2 separate regions of the Homo sapiens genome follow, and region 1 is linked to region 2. The links are chromatin contacts, found by Hi-C or POLR2A ChIA-PET in ENCODE. All regions are on one chromosome and are shown on one strand. Each heading gives the region's core, a stretch centred on a gene start or an enhancer-like site at or near the end of the contact. The rest is flanking DNA. Distances are from core to core; before and after follow the strand shown. Region 1 has its middle 30 kb from the start of HAPSTR1. Region 2 overlaps USP7 (ubiquitin specific peptidase 7).

What was found. Hi-C counts contacts between places; a loop is a spot of excess contacts on that map. ChIA-PET counts read pairs that join two places held with the same protein, here RNA polymerase II (POLR2A). Pooled maps may share reads with other maps.
Region 1: a loop to region 2 is called in a pooled map, with 2.2 times the contacts of the local background. The contact joins two enhancer-like sites. A Hi-C loop is called at or near these places in 1 of 168 maps with a recorded cell type or tissue (Ramos) and 5 of 50 pooled maps. POLR2A ChIA-PET finds 5 or more read pairs at or near these places in 6 of 52 experiments (GM12878, H1, WTC11 and 3 more).

What each region holds. Positions count from the first base shown.
Region 1 is chr16:9,058,495-9,064,688 of GRCh38, forward strand. No RefSeq gene overlaps it. Among named protein-coding and RNA genes, the nearest start is that of HAPSTR1, 30 kb to the right of the region's middle. Within about 2 kb of position 3,222, at least 8 of the 41 ENCODE cell types and tissues checked have a DNase peak (open chromatin) inside an H3K27ac peak, as active enhancers do.
Region 2 is chr16:8,939,337-8,945,917 of GRCh38, forward strand. The region is part of intron 1 of USP7 (ubiquitin specific peptidase 7); the gene reads right to left. Among named protein-coding and RNA genes, the nearest start is that of USP7-AS1, 20 kb to the right of the region's middle. RefSeq lists an enhancer at 5,347-5,546. Within about 2 kb of position 5,240, at least 3 of the 41 ENCODE cell types and tissues checked have a DNase peak (open chromatin) inside an H3K27ac peak, as active enhancers do.

The DNA.
Region 1 (6,194 bases), core at 1,972-4,471, 120 kb after region 2:
AAGGCGGGTAGATCACGAAGTCAAGAGATCGAGACCATCCTGCCTAACATAGTGAAACCCCGTCTCTACTAAAAATACATAAAAATTAGCCATGTGTGGTGGCGGGCGCCTGTAGTCCCAGCTACTCCGGAGGCTGAGGAAGGAGAATGGCGTGAACCCGAGAGGCGGAGCTTGCAGTGAGCCGAGATCGTGCCACTGCACTCCAGCCTGGGCGACAGAGCCAGACTCCGTCTCAAAAAAAACAAAGAAAGAAAAATAACAACCAATTTTTTTTTCATTATAGACATTTTCAAAAGATATACAAAAGTAGAGTGACTAGAATAAAGAACCCAACTTCAACCAGCTCATCAGCTCATGGCCAATCCAGTTTCAGTCAGTCCTCAACTCATTGGAATTTTAAATTCCTCCTCCAGGGATTTTTTTCTTTTCTTTTCTTTCTTTTTTTTTTTTTTTTTTTTGAGACAGAGTTTCGCTCTTGTTGCCCACGCTGGAGTGCAATGGCGCAATCTCGGCTCACTGCAACCTCCGCCTCCCAGGTTCAAGTGATTCTTCTGTCTCGGCCTCCTGAGTAGCTGGGATAGTAGTACCAGGCGCACACCACCACGCCCGGCTAATTTTTTGTATTTTTAGTAGAAGCGGGGTTTCACCATGTTAGCCAGGCTGGTCTCAAACTCCTGATTTCAGGTGATCCGCCTACCTCGGCCTCCCAAAGTGCTGGGATTACAGGCGTGAGTCACCGCACCTGGCTGGATTTTTTTCTTTTATGTTGAAAAATTTCAGTCTCAGGGACAGGATAATATGACTTTTCTTTTCTTTTTTTTTGAGACAGAGTCTTGCTCTGTTGCCCGGGCTGGAGTGCAGTGGTGCAATCTCGGCTCACTGCAACCTCCACCTCCCAGGTTCAAGCGATTCTGCTGCCTCAGCCACCGAGTAGCTGGGATTACAGGCGCACACCACCACGCCCAGCTAATTTTTGTATTTTTAGTGGAGATGGGGTTTTGCCATGTTGGCCAAGTTTGTCTCGAATTCCTGGCCTCAAGTGATCCTCCCGCCTCACCCTCCCAAAGTACTGGAATTATAGGCGTGAGCCACCACGCCTGGCCCTAACTTTTTGTCAGTTCTCCTGTAGTAAATCTCTTGTTTGTTGTGGTGTAGACTTTATTCCAAGATAGCTTCAGGGATTTGCTTTGAATCCCTGATTCAAAGTTTTGATACTCAAAACCAAGTTAAAAGAACTAGAAAAAAAGAAAAGATAGAAAACAAAGAAAAAGGAAAAAGATCCTCTTTTTGCAAATCAGAAGTCTTGGCTTTCTTTCTTTTTTTTTTTTTTTTGAGACGGAGTCTCGCTCCGTCGCCCAGGCTGGGGTCCAGTGGCGCGATCTCGGCTCACCACAAGCTCCGCCTCCCGGGTTCACGCCATTCTCCTGCCTCAGCCTCCCGAGTAGCTGGGACTACAGGTGCCCGCCACCACGCCTGGCTAGTTTTTTTTGTATTTTTAGTAGAGACGCAGTTTCACTGTGTTAGCCAGGATGGTCTCGATTTCCTGACCTCGTGATCCGCCCGCCTCAGCCCCCCAAAGTGCTGGGATTACAGGCGTGAGCCAGCGCGCCCGGCCGAGGCTTGGCTTTCAAAATGATTCCTTCAGGGATTTGCTTTGAATTCAGAATCTGATACTCAAAATTAAATATGGAGAAGAAGGAAGGGAGGAAGGAAGGGAGGAAGCAAGGGAGGAATGGAGGAAGGAAAGAAAGAAAAAGGAAAAAAGCCTCTTTTTAAAAATCTTGCAAATCAAAAACCTTGGCTTTCAAAATTATTATTTCTGCCATGAATTTCAAAAGCTTACTTGGGAACTCATAAAATAAAAAAAATTTGGCTCTTTCTTCTTTTCTTGGTTTGAGTCAAACCTTTCCAATTGGTTTATCCAGTATGATTCAGCCTCAGCCTTAATATATGATTTTTATGGGGAGAGGGGTCACAGGGTTTTTCAGAAAAGGAAAATAAGCATAATATTGCAACATGTGCAAAAAATGTCACCCATTGCTGTTTTTATTGTTGTTAAAGTAATTTTAGTGAACTTAAGCTATTTATCAGAATATCTACTGGCTGTGATGCTCACTATCCTGTTTTTTTCCCTGTGACTTTAACCTCTTCAATTATAATTTCTCCTAATATAAAGTTTTGCATGTCCAGGCATCGTGGCTCATGCCTGTAATCCTAGCACTTTGGGAGGCTGAGGCGGGCAGATTGCCTGAGCTCAGGAGTTTGAGACCAGCCTGGGCAACAAAGTGAAAGCCCTTCTCTACTAAAAAACACAAAAATTAGCCAAGTATGGTGGTGCTTGCCTGTAGTCCCAGCTATCTGAGTGGCTGAGGTATGAGAATGGCTTGAAACTGGGAGGTGGAGGTGGTAGTGAGCTGAGATCGGGCCACTGCACTCCAGCCTGGGCGACAGAATGAGACTCTGGCTCAAAAAAACAAAAAACAGTTTTGAAAGATGCTAACTCCCAAGTTTGGGGTAGTTCTCTCTCTCTTTCTTTCTTTCTCTCTTTCTGTCTCTCTCTCTCTCTTTCTCTCTTTCTTTCTTTTCTTTCTTTCTTTCTTTCTTTCTTTCTTTCTTTCTTTCTTTCTTTATTTCTTTCTTGCTTGCTTCCTTTCTTCCTTTCTTCCTTTCTGTAGAGTTAGGGTCTCACTTTGTTGCCCAGGCTGGTCTTGCACTCGTGGCTTCAAGCAATCCTCCTGCCTTGACCTCCCAAAGTGCTGGGATTACAGATTACATGTGTGAGCCACCATCTCCAGCCTGGGGTGGTTATTTTTCATTTAATATGTCAATATCCCAGGTGTTTCTGCAAAAGCAGCATCTTGGGTCTCTGCACTGTTGCACACTCACAAGCCAGTGTCTTAGAGGTCACCTAAAGTTCCATGTCATTTGGAAGTCTGACACTCCAGTTTACCCTTGCATCATCGGATCCCCTTAGTCATAAGCACTGGCATTAATGTTGAAGTTAGGCACCTGTTAAAGCAAAGTCAGATTTTTCTTTTCACGCAGATCCACTGGGAAATTTCCCAATACTGTGTTTATCAAAACTAAAAGCCTCGTAGAATCAGGATTCATCCAGACAGCATGATTTAGGCCCAAACATAATATAGATATACAGAAGGGGAAGGAAGGATGGTTAGCGGTTAGAACCACTTACTGAGAATAGAATCACTTATGTTTATTCTCAGCTCAGCCAACAGCTTCCCTGGCAACCCAAAGTGCCACAGCTGGGCTCAGCTTCCTCATGGGCAGTTTTCCTGGTGATAAAATCAGAATAGCCTGTGTCCTTACAGCCAGAGGTAAGAGAGCTTGTGTTTTTTTTTTAAGTGGCCCCAATTGTTACAGTTGGGTGTGCCTTGATTTTTTTTTTCATTAATAAGAAACTTTTTATTTTATTTTAGTTTATTTTTTGAGGCAGGGTCTTGCTTTGTCACCCAGGCTGGAGTGCAGTGGGATGAACATGGCTCACTGCAGCCACGACCTCCCAGGCTCAAGCCATCCTCCTACCTCAGCCTCCCGAGTAGTTGGGACTACACGCGTGTGCTATCAAGAACAGTAAATTTTTGTATTTCTTGTAGAGACGGGGTTTCACCATGTTGCCCAGGCTGGTCTCGAATTCCTGAGCTCCAGCGATTCTTTCACCTCAGCCTCTCAACTTGCTGGGATTACAGGCGTGAGCCACCGCACCTGGCCATTTTAATAATTTTTGCTGCATAGATCTACTTAAAGGAAGATTAGTTTTAACCTATTTGATTTTAGTTCATCCTTTAAATAAAGGCTTTTTATGTTTTTTTCAGATAGAAGACATTTTATTACATTAAGAATATCATGCTGGCTGGGTGCTGTGGCACATGCCTTGTAATCCCAGCAATTTGGGAGGCAAAGGCAGGCAGATCATTTGAGGTCAGAGTTTGAGAACAGCCTGGCCAACATGGTGAAACCTCGTGTCTACTAAAAATACAAAAATTAATGAGGCGTGGTGGCCCGCACCTGCGATCCCAGCTCCTCAGGAGGCTGAAGCAGGAGAATCGCTTGAATGCGGGAGGCAGAGGCTGCAATGAGCTGAGATTGTGCCACTGCACCCCGTGGCCTGGGCAATGGAAACTCTATCTCAAAAAAAAAAAAGAATATCATGCTGAAGCAATTTGCAGAGATTTTTTAAACCCATATTTAACATCCAGTGTTAGTGAGGATGTAGATAAACAGAAGTTTCATTGGCTGTCTGGGGTAAGGAAAGAGGGAAATCAGGAGAGATTTTGGCAATTCATATCCAAAGCCTTAAAATGTGCCATCTGAGGCCGGGCGCGGTGGCTTACGCCTGTAATCCCAAAACTTTGGGGGGCCAAGGCGGGTGGATCACGTGAGGTCAGGAGTTCGAGACCAGTCTGGCAAACACAGTGAAATCCCGTCTCTACTAAAAATACAAAAAAAATTAGCCGGACATGGTGGCATGCGCCTGTAATCCCAGCTACTCGGGAGGCTGAGACAGGAGAATCCAGTGAACCCGGGAGGTGAAGGTTGCAGTGAGCCAAGATCACGCCACTGCACTCCAGGCCAGGTGACAGTGCGAGACTCTGTCTCAAAATAAAATAAAATAAAATATGCCATGTGAATCCATCAATTCTACCTTTAGAAATTCATATGAGGAGGCCAGTCTTGGTGGCTCACACCTATAATCCCAGCACTTTGGAAGGCCAAGGCGGGTGGATCACCTGAGGTCAGGAGTTCAAGACCAGCCTGACCAACATGGAGAAACCCAGTCTCTACTACAAATACAAAATTAGCCGGCCGTGGTGGTGCATGCTTGTAATCCTAGCAACCCGGGAGGCTGAGGCAGGAGAATCGCTTGAATCTGGGAGGCGGAGGTTTCGGCGAACTGAGATCACACCGTTGCACTCCAGCCTGGGCAACAAGAGCAAAACGCCATCTCAAAAAAAAAAAAAAAAGAAAAGAAAAGAAAAGAGAAAGAAATTTATATGAGGAAAACAAATGTGCATGCAAAGATTTAGCTAAGAAAAACCCCTCATAATGATATTATTTGTAAGCCTGGACAACATAGCGAGACCATGTCTCTGTGAAAAAAAAAAAAATAGCTGGGTGTAGTGACTGACACCTGTAGTCCCAGCTACTCAGGAGGCTGAGGAGGGAGAATTGCTTGATCCCAGGTGTTCCAGGCTGCAGTGAGCCATGATTGCACCCTGTCCTCCACCCTGAGTGACAGAGAGACCCTGTATGAAAAATAAACAAAGGCGGGTGAGGTGGCTCACACCTGTAATCCCAGCACACTGGGAGGCTGAGGTGGACAGATTGTTTGAGTTCACAAGTTCAAGACCAGCCTGGGCAGAATGGCAAAACCACACTGCTACAAAAATTTTTTAAAACATTAGCCAGGTATGGTGGTGTGCCTGTAGTACCAGCTACTCAGGAGGCTGAGGTGGGAGGATCGTTTGAGCCTGGGAGGCAGAGGTTGCAGTGAACTGAGATCACAACACTGCACTTCAGCCTGGGCAATAAAACCAGACCTTGTCTCAAAAAATAAAATAAAAATAAGTAAATAAAATAAATAAATAATATTATTTGTGGGAACCAAGGGATGAAAATAGCCCAAGTGCTCCCAAACAGAAAATTAGCTTTAATGTTGATGACACAACTCCACAATCCAATTCCAAACAATTACTTTAAAAGGATGTAAAGACATAGGCCAGGTTCAATGGCTCATGCCTGTAATCCCAGCCCTTTGGGAGGCCAAGGCGGGTAGATCATTTCAGGTCAGGAGTTTGAGACCAGCCTGGCCAGCACGGTGAAACCCCATCTCTACTAAAAATACAAAAATTAGGCCGGGTGCAGTGGCTCACACCTGTAATCCCAGCACTTTGGGAGGCCGAGGTGGGCGGATCATGAGGTCAGGAGATCGAGACCATCCTGGTTAAAACGGTGAAACCCCATCTCTACTAAAAACACAAAAAATTAACCGGGCGTGGTGACGGGTGCCTGTAGTCCCAGCTACTCGGGAGGCTGAGGCAGAAGAATGGCATGAACCCGGGAGGCAGAGCTTGCAGTGAGCTGAGATTGTGCCACTGCACTCCATCCAGCCTGGGCGAGAGAGCGACACTCCGCCTCAAAAAAAAAAAAAAAATTAGCTGGGCATGGTAGTGCGT
Region 2 (6,581 bases), core at 3,990-6,489:
GCTATATAAATGGACACAGTGTGGAATGAGTTGTTCCTTTCTCCTGTACTCTAGGATATCATGGCAGGGATGGACTGCCATTTGACCATTCACTTGCTGACATCTGGGTCCTTTCCAGATAGAGGAAATTCACAAATAAAGCTGCTATGAAAATATTGGACTGGTCCTGGTTTCTATTTATTTCTACTTTTGAGTTCTGAAAGAAGTAAACACAAGCAAGCAAATGTTAGCTAGCAACAATGCAGACATAGATAAGGAGAAATCAACTGGCCTTCCCTGAGTGCTAACATGAAGGAAACCATGAATGTTTCACCTCCAGGCATTCTCAATGTAATGTTCATATGTACATATCATGTACATTGCTCGTGCACTTTTTCTCATGAAGGAAAACACATATACTATTCACATTACGTGGGTAAGTTTAATAACTCCAAAACATTGTCATGATTTATCAACCACTCCCCTAAAGAAGACTGTTTCTGGCCGAGCGCAGTGGCTCACGCCTGTAATCACAGCACTTTGGGAGGCCAAGGAGGGCAGATCACGAGGTCAGGAGATTGAAACCATCCTGGCTAACACGGTGAAACCCCGACTCTACTAAAAATACAAAAATTAGCCAAGCATGGTGGCACATGCCTGTAATCCAAGCTACTTGGGAGGCTGAGGCACAAGAATTGCTTGAACCAGGGAGGCGAAGGTTGTAGTGAGCTGAGATCATGCCACTGAACTCCAGCATGGGTGACACAGCAAGACTCTGTCTCCAAAAAAAAAAGGCTGTTTCCATCCAGGTTTTTCCTGTATTTTTGTGACTCCAAATGATGCTCTCACAAACAGCTCTGTCCTGTGGCTCCCATCCTGCTGCCTATCTACGCATCCTATAGCCAGGTCACCTGTCTAGGCATCCTACAGCCAGGTCATATACACATCTGGCCTCTGCAAGTAGCTAACCATGCTTTGTCCAATGGCAAATGTCAACACTGTTATCCAAGAACCAGAACACCGCCAAATGCTCTGGTGAGCTCCAGCACAGGACCAGCCTCCAGCACAGTGCTCAGGAGAACTCTTCGGCTTCTTGAACACAACGAGAGGCAGAAGGTGTACTAGGAATGTCCAAGAAGCTGGGCGCCACCATCAAGGCTGTTGATCAGAGTGGGAGGGCAGGGGTTACCTTGGGACCAGGCAACCCAGGGCGGGAGGTGGGGCAGTTACAGCAATGGCCCCTGCATCAGAAAGGGAGAGGTGGGAGCCTGTAAGCTCCCGAGGCATCCACAGAAACAGGGACGATGGTGGCAGCCAAAAAAGACGGAGTTACCACACTCCCTAAGAAGCTCCTGACCGCCATCTTCTAGACATTTCCAGGGAGTGGGAAAGATCAGAGGCTGTGGAGTGAGATCAATCCCCTCTGCGAGGCCTCTCCTAGGTGAAGCTCAAGCTGGCTTCAGGTAGGGCCCTGGAATATTAGCCGGACATGGTGGCGCACACCTGTAATCCAAGCTACTTGGGAGGCTGAGGCAGGAGAATCACTTATATACAGTGTCCAGAACCTGGAATATATACAGTCTCCAGAACCTGGAGGTAATCAAGTGGGGGTGAAGGTCATAATAGGATACAATAAAGTCAGGAATAGCAGGACAGAATTCTCTCTCCTCCCACTCCAGGACCCTTCTTCTCGTCCAGCACTCAGGGACTCAAGGTTCACCTTCCAGCCACTGATTGGAAAGTGGTAGGTGCTGGCCAGGCCACACTGCCCATGTTTGCCAAGGAGCTGCTGCCCAATTCACATGGGGCCCATGCCCCATGCCCATGAGGACCCCCCGCCCCACCACCAAATTACTTCCCAGCCCTCACGCCCTCTGTGCCTGACTGGATACCTGAAACCTCTTGGAAGGAGCCAATTCCAGAACATGAACCTAAGTGGAAAAATTAACTATGCTCAAACATAACCCTGAAAGCACCTTTCTAAGCTGCTACCATTAGCTAGGATTTCATGCATCCCCTAAAGGGTGGACATACCCTACATATCCTGCAGTCTGCGGTTAACAACTTTTTAACAAAGAAAACATCTTATTCTGTAGCCTAATACGTTACTTTTCCAGACAGGAAGGACCTGAGGGGTAAAGGCACGTATCTCCAGCCGCATTTCAGCAGAGCCCACCCTCTTCTCGCAGGTCAACCGACATGTCCAGTAACTTGTCCTAAGCCAAAACACATTTCGGCTTTTTTGTCCACGCACGATAGCAACATCAGAGTGTAAATAAGTTAGTCTGCCAATTCGCTTAGTATCTTCCTTCTAGTACCTTGTAGCCTTGCTTGGTACCAGGAAAGACAAAGACCAGGCCGTGTTGGTGTGGTGAGGAGTGAGGGGACGGGCAGAGCCAGGATCAGCTGTGTTGGGTGGTGCGTGCTGTGAAGTCAGGCCTGCCTCTCCCCAGGTGTGAGACCACCGGCCAGCCACTGACCCTTCCAAGCCTCCGTCTCTGACAGATGGGCTGGGCCCAGGGTTCGGCAGGGAACTGGGTGGACACGCCTCCTGGTCTCCTGGTGCTCACTAGGAAGTGGGAGGCAAGTCCCTTGGTGATCATTGCAATAGAGGGCAAACGCACACAGTGACAGCCACAGGGCTGGTTCATGTCCCTTAGTCATGAAGGAGGAGACAACTGGCAAGCACAGAGTGGCAAATTCTGTGGCAAGCACAGAGTGCAAGAAGCCTGCCGGCCAGAGATGGAAAAGTGCAGTCCAGGTAGAGCAAACCGCAACAGGAACAGGAACAGGGCAGTGGGAAGGGGAAGGTGGGCAGGGCCAAAGCTATGGAGGGCCTTGAAGGCCACGATAAGCATTCTTAACTTCACTCTAAAATGTTCCCTCCCAGCAGGTGCTCCACCCAATGAACAGGAAGCCATCCATGTCCTTGGGAGGTACTGGGACACTCGGAGTGACTGGGATGCCCAGTGGAGAGTCTGTCGGACCTGAGACAGCCCCAGCATGGGAATCCTGGTACCAGCCCTTGCCAAATATCAAGCAGTGGGGTCTGTCCCACCCTTATCACATGCTAGGGGTCTCCTGACAAGCTCCTTTGCTGTTCTGCAGCACTGTGAGGGTCTGACCACCTGCACCTCACCCCAGCCTGTCAAAGTAGATCCCTGTGTACTCTAAAACGGGGGCCCTCCTAAGTAACTCTGAATCCCTCTGGTCTTATTAACAATATTTGGCTTACGGCTTATTTATTTTTGAGACAGGGTCTCGCTCTGTTGGGCAGGCTGGAGTGCAGTGGTGCCACCATGGCTCACTGCAGCCATGACCTCCCAGGCTCAAGCAATCCTCCCACCTCAAGCTCTTGAGCAGCTGGGACTACAGGCGCACACCACCACACTCAGCTAGTTTCTGTATTTTTTTGTAGAGACTGGGTCTCACTATGTTGTCCAGGCTGGTCTTGAACTCCTGGCCTCAAGCAATCTCCCAGCTCGGCCTCCAAAAGTGTTGGGGTTACAGACATGAGCCACCACATCCAGCCACTTTGTGATTTTATACCCTCCAGTTATTTGGCCATATGCACCCTCATTAGGCTGGCTGGAAAGCCATTTCCAGGGGACAGTCCTGTCCTACTAAGCTAGGTTGCCTTCAGTTCTGTACCTTTTCAGGCACTGCGGGCCCTGAGGTCAGCCGACCACCTGGCTTTAAGGCAGTGGAGCCTGAGTGTTCAAAGTGGACCCACTTTGACGCTTTGCTCTATATGCTGAAATAATCCTGATGTAAATTAGCTATATGAAAACCAAGCCCCAAAGAAGGCCACATATAATATGTGATCCTTAAATAAAACTATTTGTTTGGAGCTTTCAGTTTAGCTTCATTATGTAAAAATCATCTGTTCCCTAGAGATCATCCTAACTACCAAAAGTGCCTGTCCAAACACTGATGATTGGTTTTAATGCTGTGTTGTGCACTGAGAGGGGTTTAATATACAGCACAAGTAAAGAGCTTATAATTACGCCTGTACTGCTTCTACATGTATAGTCTGCTCCGCAAAAGAAACAGGATTATCTGCTCAACTGTGCAGCACAATGCAAGTAGAAGTTGCAGCACGCACGGCCGGAACCGAGCTGCACAGATGCAGTTAGGGCAAGGGATGCCCCTACCTGGATGGAGATCTGTGACACACAAGAGCCAAAGGATCAACACCGAGAATGCAGGGCCCCAATGCCATGAGAAACACAAACGACTAACCAACAGGCTCCACCTCCCTCGTTAACGTGGGATACCACTCTTCCTCTGCTGGATTAACGGTGAAAAGCAATGGAGATGCCCACCAGTACTGAAGGTCTAGCATATGGGTAGAGTCGAATGGCTGGCGGGAACACACTTTTCTAGAGTCAACTGTCCTTCCCAAAGGCAATATGTATTAAAATCAAAATGTTGAATGTCCTTTCACTCATTTTGAAATGTTACCACAAAAACCCATTCCCCAAGAAAATGAGCATTCACGCTGGGGGATAAACACAAACAGTGCTTCGTGCACTGATGCACAACTTTAAACATAAGTTTAATTTTTCACAGGAAAACATTTTGGTTTTTAAAATTTCATTTCTCTATTAAATTTATTGTATTGCTTATTCTACAATAATTGGGTTTTAAAGCAAAACTATAAGGTGCGGGGGAGGCAGTATACAGGAGTTCAAGACCAGCCTGGGCAAACATAGGGAGACCCCCGTCTCTGAAATTAAAAACAAACAAAAAAGGATGAACTGGGACAATATCCATAATACATCAAGTATATAATGGTAGTTCCCTCTGAGGAACAGAAACTCTCCTTCTTGCCTTTTTGCTTGCATGTTTGAATGTTTCCGGGAATATGCATTACTCTTAAAACAAAAGCAAAAATACGCAGAGCAACAGAGGTGCAAAAAAAAAAAAGCACAGCCAAAATACTGGCTGAGGCTTGACACCCCCTTGGCAGCTGAGAGAGGGGGTGCAACAGCTGCCCGCCTGGAGTCAGGAGGAGGCCAGAGTCCTGGAACAAAGGAATTGCCTGGGCTATTTGTGGCCTGGAAGGTCCATTTACACCTTGGCAACTAAGTAGCAGCTTCCTCTCTTAAATGTCTGTTTTTCCCTAAAAATTATTTGAAAAGACAAGCCAGTTTGGGGACTGGGGATGAGGTCAGAGGTAGAAAGGAGATTTTTATACATACTCTTGGTTGTGCTAATGTAAGTCCTTTAAAAATAGTCAAACATAACCAACTTCAAACAGGTTCCTTTATTTGAATAAAACCACAAAAGGGAACAACCTAGCACAGAAAGAAAACTATTTTTTTCTCTTTTGCACCATGTCACAGGCTGCCAGTCTACTCTAGGCCACTGGAGACACAGACCACCATTCAGGTTTTAATCCCCTTTAGAGGGGACCTACTCAGACTCTCATGGAACACCTGCAATTCAAGGGCTGTCAGATCTTTTGAAAAACTAGCGTCAAAGGTATTTTGAAAAGTTCCTGGCGGCTGGACACAGTGGCTCATGCCTGTGATCCCAGCACTTGGGAGGCTGAAGTGAGGGGCAGATCGAATGAGGTCAGGAGTTCGAGATCAGCCTGGCCAATATGGCGAAACCTCGCCTCTACTAAAAATACAAAAATTAGCTGGGTGGACCGGGCGCAGTGGCTCACGCCTGTAATCCCAGCACTTTGGGAGACCAAGGCAGATGAAAGACCTGAGGTCAGGAGTTCAAGACCAGCCTGACCAAGATGATGAAACCCCATCTGTACTAAATAAAAATACAGAAATTAGCTGGGTGTGGTGGCGGGCGCCTGTAATCTCAGCTACTCAGGAGGTGGAGGTTGTAGTGAGCCGAGATCCTGCCACTGCACTCCAGCCTGGGCAACAAGAGCGAAATTCCATCTTCAAAAAAAAAATAGCCAGGTGTGGTGGTGCACACCTGTAATCCCAGCTACTCGGGAGGCTGAGGCACAAGAATCGTTTGTACCTGGGAGGTGGAGGTTGCAGTGAGCCAAGACCATGCCACTGTACTCCAGCTTGGGCAACACAGCAAGATGCTGTCTCAAACAAACAAACAAAAAGTTCCTGGGAAGACTAGTTGTCCAGAGAGTAGCAAAGGAAATCTTGTTTTATTTGTTCATGGGTTAGTGGGGGCTTTGGGAACAGTTCAACCTATAAACCAACAGACACCTTGAACATTTCTGTGCACTAGTGATGTACTGTGAATGCTAGCCATTCATAAGAGGAAAATCACTGAGACTGGGGACATACCGTGCCCATGGAGTGGGAGACAGCACAGTAAAGATGTTCTCCCCAAATTAATCCATACATTTAAACACAGTCCAATTAAAAAGCAGGATTTTTCATAGCTAAGGACAAGCTGATTCTAATATTTATATGGAACAATAAAAGATTGAGTAGGTAAAACAATTTTGAATAACACAGATCCACTGGGTGTGGTGGCTCATACCCTATAATCCCAGCACTTTAGGAAGCCAAGGCAAGAAGACTGCTTGAGGCCAGGAGTCAGAAACCAGCCTGGGCAACATAGCGAGACCCCACTTCCAAAAAAAAAGTAAAAATTAAAAAAAACAACAG